Regions from separate parts of the Mus musculus genome. Here region 1 is linked to region 2. Evidence: chromatin contacts called from ENCODE Hi-C data. All regions are on one chromosome and are shown on one strand. Each heading gives the region's core, a stretch centred on a gene start or an enhancer-like site at or near the end of the contact. The rest is flanking DNA. Distances are from core to core; before and after follow the strand shown. Region 1 holds the start of Cacfd1 (calcium channel flower domain containing 1). Region 2 holds the start of Rexo4 (REX4, 3'-5' exonuclease).

What was found. Hi-C counts contacts between places; a loop is a spot of excess contacts on that map.
Region 1: a map of left cerebral cortex shows a loop between it and region 2 (8-fold over the local background). The contact joins the promoter of Cacfd1 here to the promoter of Rexo4 in region 2. A Hi-C loop is called at or near these places in 10 of 37 maps with a recorded cell type or tissue (CH12.LX, T-helper 17 cell, T-helper 2 cell and 3 more).

Annotation. Positions count from the first base shown.
Region 1 is chr2:27,006,854-27,013,071 of GRCm38, forward strand. It overlaps Cacfd1 (calcium channel flower domain containing 1), which reads left to right and starts at 3,073. Exons shown (of 6, transcript NM_029862.4): 1 at 3,073-3,252. The coding sequence starts at 3,135. It overlaps Adamts13 (a disintegrin-like and metallopeptidase (reprolysin type) with thrombospondin type 1 motif, 13), which reads left to right. Exons shown (of 29, transcript NM_001001322.2): 28 at 1,680-1,864; 29 at 2,403-2,772. The coding sequence ends at 2,594.
Region 2 is chr2:26,962,984-26,969,662 of GRCm38, forward strand. Rexo4 (REX4, 3'-5' exonuclease) reads right to left here and starts at 1,403. Exons shown (of 8, transcript NM_207234.2): 1 at 1,069-1,403. The coding sequence starts at 1,335.

The sequences.
Region 1 (6,218 bases), core at 1,823-4,322, 46 kb after region 2:
GCTATGGACAGGGCAGGAGAGAGCTGGTCCCAGTGGAAACTGGGAGCAGGCAATGTCTTCCACATGGTCAGAATGGAGTTCCTCTGTGGCCATGAACCAGATGGGTTGTAGATACGGTCCCTGTACTTGTCCCATTCCTCAGGCCACTCACTGCCTCATACCCTTGACCCTGGACCTCAGTTCTTTCAAGGTCCTCTCAGGCTTGTAAGCCGCTTTTCCTCAGCCTTCTTCTTGTGACTTGTATGTGTATGCTAGCACCCACAGGGAAGATGCTTACACTATATATTCCCCAGAGAGAGAACATCTCGTGGATTCCTGCTTGTCTTAGTCAGGGTTTCTATTCCTGCACAAACATCATGACCATGAAGCAAATTGGGGAGGAAAAGGTTTATTCAGCTTACACATCCACTTTGCTGTTGATCACCAAAGGATGTCAGGACTGGAACTCAAGCAGGTCAGAAAGCAGGAGCTGATGCAGAGGCCATGGAGGAATGTTCTTTACTGGCTTGCTTCCCCTGGCTTGCTCAGCCTGCTCTCTTATAGAACCCAAGACTACCAGCCCAGAGATGGCACCACCCACAAGGGGCCCTCCCACCTTGATCACTAATTAAGAAAATGCCTTGCAGCGGGATCTCATGGAGGCATTTCCCCAACTGAAGCTCCTTTCTCTGTGATAACTCCAGCTGTGTCAAGTTGACACAAAACCAGCCGTACACTGCTTTACCCAGAATCCAAACAGTATCAGCCCTCTTGATCACCTCAGGGTTTTGATGTAAAAACAAGATGATTGAAGATGTCTTACCTCGACAACTCCAGACATTTTTGCATGGCCCAGGTCTCACGTGAAAAACACTACAACTGGGGTGTTGCCTCTGCAAAGGAGAGGCTTCATGTTATCACCCTTTCCCCTGCCACCTCCAGCCATGAGCTGTGTTGGCAGCAAGGTCCCATCCGGGAGCCCACTGGCTTCCTCCTCCTTCCTTCTCACTTCTCACATGCAGACGATCTGCCTCGAAAGAGAGGCTTAGGTGCAGCGGGGTTCCCACTGATGACGTCACTGGACAGCACAGTCAAACTCAACTTCTTAGCCAGTTCAGCGTTTTAAGTACTGTGTAGCCCAGTTTATTGACTTCTCTTTTAAGGTGCCCAGCCCAAAGCATGCCACTGTTGCCTTCTCCCCACAGAGGGCACCAACACCTCTCAGTCCCTTTAAATATTAGGAATTACGATGTACATGTGTGGGCATGCACATGGCACGATGTGGGTGTGGCGGACAGAGGGCAACTCCACCACGGAGCCAATTTTCTTCTTTTATCTTTACACGGGTTCTTGGGATTGAACTCAGGCAATCAGGCTTGTGTGGCAAGAACCAAAAGCTTTTCCGCCCTCGTCGAAGTTAGGGTGTGTGTTTGTGGGGACGGGGCTGAGGGTCAGTGATAGAGGTTCTTTCCTGCCATGGGGATCCTAGGAATCAGACTTAAGTTGTCTGCCTTGTACAAAACACTTCTGCTGAGCCACCACTGCCTGCCCCTTTCAGATCACTGCCTGAAGCTAGTCTATTAGAAGTGGACAGAGTAAAGGCCCACCAGAGGGACGGGAGAGGCAGTCAGGGAACCCCCTGGTGTCAGTAGTCTCCCTGAGGTGGCCCTCACCCAGCCTATCATTGTTCTTGCCTGCAGAATGTGACAGGCAGCTCTTTGGACCTCGGGGTGAAATTGTGAGTCCCTCACTGAGCCCAGACGGGAGGAAGGCAGGGACCTGCAGGGTCTTCATCAGTGTGGCTCCACAGGCCCGCATTGCCATCCGCGCCCTGGCCAGTGATATGGGCACTGCTTCTGAGGGGACCAATGCCAACTATGTCTCGGTGAGGCCACGAGGATGGGGACAAAAAGGGGGTAATCTTTTGATACGATTCTGGAGAGCTGTCTCTAGGAAGGAGGGAGGGAGTGTTGGCATTAGGGAACACTTTTAGCTTATTTTTCATCCAAAACTTCAAAATTATTGGAAAGAATGGGAAGGAGGGTTTCTGCCACTCACTCACTCACCAGGGAATGCTTGTGGCTCTACCCACAAGAAGGAAGAGAGAAGGCCTTCCCTGGGAGTCCATTGCCTGTTGACCCAGCGTGGAAGCATCGTGTTTGTGTCTGGTGTTTTGTTTGTTTTCAGAAGAGCATAGGTAGGGTTGCGATTCAGTATGCTCTACAAGGCACCAGAGCACCTCAGACTTAGTCTTGAGCAGGATCCTAGCTCTTGTACCTGGTTGTGTGTTCTGGGGAGTTTCTTGGGTAGAACCGAGTGTCCCTCATGTGGGCTCCTTTAAGAAACAAAAATGACTCTGAGTAGCCAGGAGTTTATAAATAATGATCACTCATGGCCTGTTCTGGCTACTTGCTTCTCCACAGATCAGGGACATCCACAGTCTGAGGACCACAACATTTTGGGGGCAGCAGGTGCTCTACTGGGAGTCCGAAGGCAGCGAGGCTGAACTGGAGTTTAGCCCTGGCTTCCTGGAGGCACATGCCAGTCTCCAGGGCGAGTATTGGACCATCTCACCTAGGACATCGGAACAGGACGACAGCCTGGCTCTGTCCTAGGTTTCTCTCCAACAGCCGGGGAGTATGCAACTTTAGCCTCTTTAGAAGTTCTAATGCCTGCTAGCCTTAGGGAACCTCTTTTAGTGACCTTTTCCAGGTGCAGAAGGGCTGGGACTGGGAGGTGGAGATCAGAAAAACAGTCCCAGCCCCCAGTGGTTAATAAAGGATACAGGATACCAGACTGGAGTTTTCCTCCCATAACCTGCCGCCCATTACAAGCCTAGCTCGAAAGCTCATTCTACTGCAAGGCGGAGTTCCTTGGAGGTCTGAACAAGGCCTTTGCCACTTCTGGATGACGTCTTCCAATCTTGCAAAGAGGAAAGGCCAGACCGGATCCAGCGCACCTGCTGGGTGGCAAAGGGCGTCTGACAGTCTGTAAACACGCCCCTTATGCTATACTCCATTTCCTCCCGCCCTCCCCCCGCCCCCCGGCTATGGCCTGCGGGCCCGCCCCTATGCTAATCACCACCTCTCCCACAAGGCCGCGCGCGGGTGGACACGTCTCTTTGTGCGCGCCTGGGGCTGCGCGCAGCGTTTAGCATGAGCGGCTCGGGCGCCGCCGGAGCGGCCGCGGGCCCAGCCCCGCCGGCACAGGAAGAGGGCATGACTTGGTGGTACCGCTGGCTGTGCCGCCTGGCGGGAGTGCTAGGAGCGGTGTGTGAGTATCGGGTCCAGGGAGCGGGCGTCCCCGGGGTTGCCATGGCTCCCGGCCTCAGGCCTGCAGTCCACCGCCGGAACTCGATGGCTTACTGCCCAGTTGTTGCGGCCCTGATCAGAGGAAATGAGACTCACAGAGGACGCGCGTCTGCCCCTTCCCGGCCCTGCCTCGGCCTGGTGATGCTTACCTGGGCTGGGGTGGGACTGCCAAGTTCCCAGCCTTTGGACAAAACTTGTTCATAAATGGGGGGCAGCTCTCCACAGGCTGGGAAGTTTGCTTGGGGGTCAGATGGTGCCAGGAGAAGAGTGGCCCCTCAGGGTGGCTGGGCAGTGATCGGAGTTCTCCTCGGGTTCCTACTGTCCACACTCTCCTAATGCTTCTCGTCGGCCTAGTATCCTCCACACCAGCAAGCTTTCTCTGCTCTTGTAAAGAGGAAGGCAGGTCCGCCTCTTCAGTGCAGCTATGTTGCTGGCCTTCCAAACAGTGTGTTTGCTAAATCCTGGGTGTCCCTTTCATTGTGAATTCCTAGAAGTCCAGGTGAGTGCTGGGAAGGCCCGAGGATCCATTGCCTACCTGGTACCAGAGCAGGAACTGTGTGGGTAGGGGAAGACTCATCCGTTTTCCTGTCTGGAGGAATACCTTGGAGCCCCATCTGTCCAGACGATCTTGCTAGTCAGATGGATAGGGTAGAGTTAGGTATGTGCTGCCCTGGTAAGGCAGCTCTGGAAGAAGTCTGCTGAGGTTGATCAAATCCTCTTCAGTGCAGTTAGCTAGTTCAAGGTGGTATTAAGGGGTGAGGGACAAGGAAGGGCCTGACCATGACCTGTAGGCGGCTATCCTCCCTCCGTCATGGTGATTCAGTCAGTGACCAGGTGATTTCTAGATTAGATTGACTTTGGAAATCCCACCCAGTCCCATACTTCCTGTGGGTACCTGTGCTACTCCCGAAGGCCTCCCTAATCCTCCTGCCGAGCCAAGCTATCAGTGAAACCTTACTGGAGACCTGTGGCCGTAGCTTAAATTGTTCCCTGAACCTGATCATTGGGATCAGGGGGGTGGACATCAAGGTTTTGAATACTGGCATATCATAGGAGGGAAGGATATCGTGTATTTGCTTTAAAAACTCAATAGGGGTTTGGCAGGAGCTATGGCTTAGCCGGTCACTTTGACATAGGGCTATCCTCTCTTGGAATGGAGGATATTCTAAGGGGCTTATTATTTATTGGAGGGATTTATTCTGGTCCCAAAGACCTCTGTAGACAGAGGAAGAAAGGATTATAGGGACATCTCCTTTATATGGAAGACATGAGCATTATTAGCACCCCAAGTGAGTGGATGTATTTGAGTCCTTGGTTGTCAAAGGACTCCTGTTCGTCTGAGTTGCGACCTGGTCCTCCCAAAGGTGGCTCTGTAGGACAGCATGGTGGAGTAGCTCTGTAGATGGAATGCTGAGGACAGGAGTGCAGGCCTTTCAGGTGAGACCAGGCCTAGCTCCACACAGGCAGGGGGCCGACAGTCTTTCACTTCTGTGGCCCTGGAAGCTTTGCTGCGTGAATGAGTGCTGCGTTGAGTTCTTTATTAGAGGAGACTTTGTGACATAGAAGCTGTGCCACTCATTTGGTCCATTCTCCTGCATCAGTTCCCATTTGGATAATGTAACACAGGAAAGTGGAAAATGGTGGAATTCCAGGCCCAGTGGAGGGATCCGGTGACCCAGGCCTGCTGCAAGTTTAATAAGTTGGTGCTAATTGCAGCCTCAGAGGGCCAACACTCTGCCCTCCCTTAGCTTGTGTCCTGCCAGAATGGGCAGCTCTCAGCAATGTCCTCAGAGGCTCCCAGAGTTCCTGGTGAGGGACTTCTTGGTGAAGCCTGGGTGGCTGGGGCAGACTGTAACCTGAAGGTGCAGTCAGAGGGGAGGGGCCTCGCTGGGCTTCCACACTGGAGAAGAGCACACACACTGTCCCCTCTTGGTGTCCTGCTATTCAGGTATTGGGGCACAACCTGCTCATGTGTAGGAGAGAAAAATGAATTAGGAAAGCAACATGTTCAGGGTCACGTGGCTAATGTTTTAGATGGGATTGTCATTTGAATCTTCCCTGGTGTATCATAAGAGGCATCCCTGTCCTGACCCAAATTCAAGATGTGGCCAGACGTAGTGAAACATGCTTGGAAGTCCCCAGGAGGCTGAGAGAGAGAGAGCAAGATAGTTTGAGGTCAGCTTGAGCTATAGAGCAGGACTCTGCCTCAAAGGAAAACCAAACCAAACACCCTCACCAAGCAAGCATAAAGAACAACCCCAAATAAGTCGGAGTGGCCTTTACCAAGTTAGAAGACATTTTTGAGTAGTTTACCTGGTGGCTGCAGACTGATAGGCTAAGATTCCCACTGAAGTCGGAACAGGCCTGACTTTTTAATTTTTTAATTTTTATTTTTTAAAGATTTATTTATTTTATATATGTGAGTACACTGTCTTCAGGCACGCCAGAAGAGGGCATCAGAACCCATCATAGTGGTTGTGAGCCACCATGTGGTTGCTGGGAATTGAACTTAGGACCTCTGGAAGAGCAGTCAGTGCTCTTAAACCTCTGAGCCATCTCTCCAGCCCCCCAGGCCCTACTACTACTTCCTCTTCCTCTTCCTCCTCTTCCTCCTCTTCCTCCTCCTCCTCCTTCTTCTTCTCTCCTTCTTCTTTGAAAAGATATCTCTCTTTATTCAGTTGAGATTGGATACATATTAGTGTATTCAGACTCATTAATGGGCATACAAGAGCTGAAAAACCTGGAAGCCATACTATATCATGGATTTTTTTTTTAAATGTTACAAAAGTCAAAGGATTGGCATATATTCTCAGAAAAAAAAAGGAGTTGACATACTTTTGTGAAAATCAGACTATATATAACGTGTTGTTTTTTGTTTTGTTTTAGTAGACGAAGCTTTAGTAGACTTCTCATTTTATAAGTAACACT
Region 2 (6,679 bases), core at 153-2,652:
CCTGGAGGAAGGGAGTTCAATGGAAAGAAAGAAGTCCTGTGAAACCAGATAGGGCTGATCCATGTAGAGGAGAGGTCCAGGAGACCAATTTCTTCCTTGTGTTCAAATCTCCAGTTAAGACCACAACAAGATGGCAACCAGCTGAGAGATGTTGCAGTGAGTTTCTACTTATTCACTCCCCTAATACTTAAAAGGCCTGAAGGATTTAGATTCTTGTAGAAACCAGAGCCAAATCCAAGTTTCCTTTAGTAAACATGTCCTCCCTGCACACTTTACTTTCTTGGGAGAAAGAACAAGAACCAGCATACACAGCCCTGACTGTCCACAGGGTTTGGCTGCTCCTGGGTGTCCTGTTGGAAGATCCACACTAAGGAACAAGGTGGAGTGTTGTTATGGAGGCCAAGAAATTCCTTATTGTCTTTCTTACTGAGGCTCCATGACATACACTCCTCAAGACTCCCTAGAAGTCGACAGTGAAGGCATATTCAGCACCCCAGTTCTGCTGTTTACACCGTATGTGACCTACTTTCAACTCAAACCCTGTAAGTTATGTGTCACAATTTCCCCGTCTAAGAAACAAGGGCAGTAAAAGCATCTAACTAAGCTGGGCGTGGTGGCGCACGCCTTTAATCCCAGCACTCGGGAGGCAGAGGCAGGCAGATTTCTGAGTTCGAGGCCAGCCTGGTCTACAGAGTGAGTTCCAGGACGGCCAGGGCTACACAGAGAAACCCTGTCTCGAAAAAACAAAAACAACAAAAAAAAGCATCTAACTAGTATGGAAGAATTTATGAATGGGGGTAGGTATAGAGGCTCAGGACTAGGGAGGCTACCTAATGTAGGAGGACAACCACTAGTGTGGGTATACCCTGAGCTACAATAGTTCCAGAACCACTGGGCCAGAGTTCTGGGACATAGTTTAAGACGTTGCCAGGGTGGCAACCTAGATAAGTGATTCATAATTGAGAAAAAGAATTTGAATGAAGCAGAGGGCAACATCCCTTCCTCCTTCGGAGTCTGTGGCTACCTGACAGAAAGTTCGGGATGAAGGTGGCCTGTCGCCGGTCTCACCTCTTGCAACGCCTTCCAATTTTGAGAAAAGTTCTCGGGGGCCTTCGGCGGTCGGCCTGCCACAGCCGCCGGGTGGCTTCCCGGAACCCCACTTCCTGCCAGAGCTTTGCTCTTCCTGAACTTCTTCTTGGCTTTCTTCCTAGCGAGCTTCCTGATAGGCCCAGGTTGGGGCACCGGCGCGGTGGCCTTCGTCTTCATCTCCCCGCTCTCCGCAGTCGGAACCACCAGGGAAGAGACCGCGACTCCAGCAACCGCGCAAGCACACATTTCCCAGGGTGCAAGCGTGCTCCACTGCGCATGCGGGAACCCGGGTTGCTGTTCTCTTCGCGACCTGCTAGAAACCGAGACTGCATCTTTGGTTCCGCACGTATGCGGACTCTGCGACTAGCCCGCTAGTTAGCACTGGGGGCTGACAGCCCTGGCTAGCAGCGCTGCGGTTGGATACCCAGAGTTTGACGGAAGGGAGCCCAGACCTTCACAAAGATCTGGTGTCCCGGAAGGCCGCAAATGAGGAGACTCTGGGACACCGGAAAAGGCTGGGGGACTACTCTCGGTGTGGCACTCACGGGGGTACGGAAGAGGCGGAGGCGGGTCTTGTGTAGGTTGCCCTATGCACAACCACACACTGCGAATACCGAAGCCTTCCCCACGTCTCTGGTTTACTGACTGCAAAGGCACGCCAGCAGTGTCCGATATTAATGATAAAGCAAAATTTAATTGTGACTATATACGTATACATATACATTCTTAATCGCAGTGTTAATGACCAGCAATCTATTCTTGATCCTGATAGTGCAATACAGATGGGGCGGTCACAGTTGAATCGTTTGCCCTCGGGTTTCTCTGACTAGAGATAAGCAGCAAAGCCAACAGACCACGTAAGAAGGTTTGGGAGACTTGGTGGTGGCTGTTAGGAAAAATATCCAATCAGGACACCCCCTCCCCGGCACCCCCCAAGACCAAGTTCTGAGCACAGAGAAGGCTAGGCAGATTCCGCAACACACTTCAAATTGGCAGTTAAAGAGACTAGGCCTAAGGTATGGGCAAGTCCAAGCAACTCGATTACTAGTAGAAAAAAAAAAAAAAAATCCAGGCTCTAGCCTTCGCACCTGTTGGTATTCTGTCTGGACTCCACCCCCACCGAAACCTGGCAACAGCCAGATATGCTCCTCCACACAGTTACCTGGTAGCAGCTAGGTAGGACTGACCCTATAAAAGGGGCTGCTTGCCCCCTCATCCCTCTCTCTTTCTCTCTCACGCTTTTGCCTCTTGGCCCCTTGTTCCCCCCTTTCCCCATTCCCTTACCCCCTCTCTCCATATGCTCATGGCCAGCCTCCAATCCTCTCCTCCCCCTCCCCCTCCCCCTCCCCCTCCCCCTCCCCCTCCCCTCTCTGCCTTTGTCTCTACTACCCTCTTAACTCCCCTCCCCATGCCCCGAATAAACTCTATTCTATACTATACCGTCATGTGGCTGCTCTCTCAGGGGGAAGGGATGCTGAGGCATGGGCCCACTGAGGCACACCCTTCCCCCACACCCTGCCAGAACAGATCTTAGTAGCTCTTTCTCTTTTTATGATCACAACAGCACTCACTCAGATAATGGTTCTGGAATGCCTAGAGATAGAATAAGATAAAGCCCATCTACCCCAGAAATCCAGTGCGCTTTAAATCGAGCCTTCAAGCTCACTTGATGGTCTCTCTATCTTAGCAATGGGAGACCCCAGCATGCTGGACTTCTGCAGAATAAAACACTCTTTGCGGTTACATACTATTTGAGTCCAGGGTGCCAGTTTTGGGGGACCCTTACAAAAAGAGATTTATTTGCCCCAGAGGGTAGGAAATAAGAGACATAGATATGAGAGAGAGAGAGAGAGAGAGAGAGAGAGAGAGAGAGAGAGAGAGAGAGAGAAAACAAAGTAGAGGGAGGAGGCTATTTGCCCTGGGGGGTGGTACCTCTGCCTACTGATGAAACAGGAATGGCACTAGGAAATTGGCAGTTTATGAAGATATAAAGGACGAGGTGTTTAATTTGTTTGTTTGTTTGTTTGTTTGTTTGTTTTTCGAGACAGGGTTTCTCTGTGTAGCCCTGGCTGTCCTGGAACTCACTCTGTAGACCAGGCTGGCCTTGAACTCAGAAATCTGCCTGCGTCTGCCTCCCGAGTGCTGGGATTAAAGGCGTGCGCCACCACCGCCCGGCCGGTGTTTAATTTTTAATTGGACATGTTAATTATGTGAGTCAAAGGGGGCTTTTCCTTGCTAGACCTCAGTGCTTTTATAGCTGGACTTTGGTAGTCAGCCTCAAAAGGAAGAAGAGACCAGATAAGGGAATGCACCTTGGTGGCTAGCCTTAGGAATGTAATCTGATGGTTTTTAGCAAGGCAGAGGGAATGGGGAAAGGGCAAGGCCTGCCAGAACCAGGCTCACCATCTCAAGTTGGCCAGAGTCCCTTTAGTGGTAGTCATGATGCTGGTGGGGTATGTGCCAAACACCCTTGGCACCCCTCTCCCTCTTAAGTTAGAGACCCAGGGAATCCAGATGAGTTCAATGACTAGGAGAGAAATGAAATTTTGTAAATTGCAAATTTAGCATTTGCTTAGTTTTCTGTAGTAGTTTGAGGTCTAGAATCTTCTGTCATGGGACATCAAGGTTGTTTCCAGCTTCTGGCTATCACAGATTTATTTATTTTCATTTTTCTGTTGGTGCTATTGAAAGACTCCAAAAGGAGCTCAGGCCTCAGGACAATAGACAAGAACTCACGACAGACCGAGCTTGTTGCAAACCACATGAGGCTTTATTCAGGGAAAGCCAGAGCTCTGGGGACGACTCATATCCCACGCAGGGGTAGAGGAGTCGACCTCGAGGGGAAAGAGTTCCCAGTTTTTATAGGCCCTCAGGGGGGAAAGGAGAAGGGGGAGATTAGGGGATTTCCAGATCTAAACAATGTCTATTCTCAAGAAATGGGTATGGGAGGGGTACAAGGAAAGAGTCTAATGAAGGTGCAGCAATGGGCACACACCTGGTCAGAACATTGGCAGACACACAGGTTCGAGGAGTGGCCAGAGCATTGTGCACCTCTATTTTTCTAAATCAGTGAAGCTAGTTCTGCTAACACTGACAATCTTGCCAATTTCAGGGCTTCTGTGTCCTTTTACATTCTGCCAGGATCTTTCACTATCAAACCTAAGGCTTCACACATACTACACAAGTACTCTCTCTACATCTATACTTCCAGCCTAGGAACTGGGATTTTAACTCATTTGTTGATTATTCCTGTGGCCTATAATGTCAATATTCATCTTATTTTCTTTTTTAAAAATTTTGTTTGTTTCCAGAGAAATAGCGTGCTTTTTTATTTAATGTATGAGTGCTCTGCTGCATATACATTCACCTGCCAGCAGAGGGCATCAGATCCTCCTATAGGTGGTTGTCAGCTACCATGTGGGTGCTGGGAATTGACCTCAGAACCTCTGGAAGAGCAGACAGTGTTCTTTTTTGTTTGTTTGGTTTGGTTTTGGGTTGTTTTTTTGTTTTTTTGTTTGTTTGTTTGTTTTTCGAGACAGGGTTTCTCTGTGTAGCCCTGGCTGTCCTGGAACTCACTCTAGACCAGGCTGGCCTCAAACTCAGATTGCCTGCCTCTGCCTCCCGAGTGCTGGGATTAAAGGCGTGCGCCACCACTGCCTGGCTCAGCCAGTGCTCTTAACCACCGAATTTTTTTCATGTAATACAATTTGATGATGTTTTCCCCTCCCCCATTTCCCCCAGATCCTGCCCACCTCAGTCCCACCCAACCTCATGTTCTTTCTCCCTCCCTTCCCCCCACACCCTCCAAACCCCCAAAATCTTAATAAATACAAATACTAAAATACAAATCCCACATGGAATCTGGTGTTGTCTTGGTCAACTACTCCTGGAACTTGGGCCTATCCTGGAGTGTGGTTAATAAACCCAACAACATTCTACCGGAAAAAACTTACTTTATGTTTCCCAACAGGCTATCAATTGATTAGGGGTGGGGCTTTGTGTCTACCTCCCCTTTCTCACTGCTGGAGTTTTGTCTGGCTTGACCAATACAGGCTGTGTGATGTTGCCACAGTCACTATGAGTTTAAATGTGCATCAGTCCTAGGGTAGCTGAAAGACACCTTCAACTCTGACTCTTACCATCTTTCCACCTCCTCATCCAAATAAGTCCCTGAGCCTTGAGGAGAGGGTTCTGACGACCCATTTAGGGCTGAGTGCTCCGCAGTCTGTCTGTCTGTCTGTCTGTCTGTCTCTATCTATCTATCTATCTATCTATCTATCTATCTATATATAGTTCAGTTGTGGGTCTCTACTGCAAGAAGTGTCTCTAGTGAAGAATGAGGGATGCACTGATGTACCAGGATATCATTAGGTGTCATTTTATTGCCATGCTCCTTTGGCAGAATAATAGTAGTCGTTTTTCCCCTAGGCCTATGACACGTGTAGTCTCAGGTTCTAGCAGCTTTACCAGTGTCTGTATGGCTCCCACTCAAGGAGTAGGCCTTATATCCAATCTGAGGGTGGTTGGTAACTCTCTAACTATGGGTTACAGACCTAATTTAGTCTAGTTCCTCTTTATTTAACTTTGGTAGATTATTTAAGAAATTCATCAGTTTCTTTTAGGTTTTCCAGTTTGGTGGACTATGTTTTTAATTACTCTGTTTCCATGGTGTCTACTGTCTTGTCTCTCTTTTCATCTCTAATTTTATCAACTTGGATCTTCTCTCCGAATTTTGATTAATTTGGTTGAAAGTTTATTGACTATCTCAAAGAACCAACTCTTTTTTTTTTAAAGATTTATTTATTTAGTATATGTAAGTACACTGTAGCTGTCTTCAGACACTCCAGAAGAGGGTATCAGATTTCGTTACGGATGGTTGTGAGCCACCATGTGGTTGCTGGGATTTGAACTCTGGACCTTTGGAAGAGCAGTTGGCGCTCTTAACCACTGAGCCATCTCGCCAGCCCCGAACCAACTCTTCATTTTATGATTCTTTGTATTGTTTCTGTTTGTTTCTATTTTGTTGATTTCAACCTGAGTTTGATTATTTCTTCCTATCTGCTTTTTTTCTTCCTATCTGCTTTTTTCATTATTTCTTTTTTGTTTTCATGTTTGTTTGTTTGTTTGAGACAGGCTTTCTCTGGCTGTCCTGGAACTCACTCTGTAGACCAGGCTGGCCTTGAACTCAGAGACTTCACTGCCTCTGCCTTCCAAGTGCTGGGATTAAAGGCATGTGCCACTACCCACCCACTATTTCCTCTTGGGGTTTTTTTGTTTGTTTTTTGTTTTTGTTTGTTTTGATTGGTTGGTTTTCTTTTCTTTTCTTTTTTTTTCTCTTTTTCTCCTCCTCCTCCTCCTCTTCTTCTTCTGGTTTTTTCAAGATAGGGTTTCTCTGTAGCGACCCTGAGTCCAGAAATCACTGGGTTGATATACAGTATAGTTAGGAATCCCGTGAATGTTCACAGAAAAGCAGAGTAGAGGGCTGTAATCATTTGGTAGAATGGTACTGAAGCAGGAGTGGGGTGTTAATGGGTGTCTGATCAGGGACTAATTTTATGGCCAGTTGTAACTGTCTGTAACCTGACCTCTG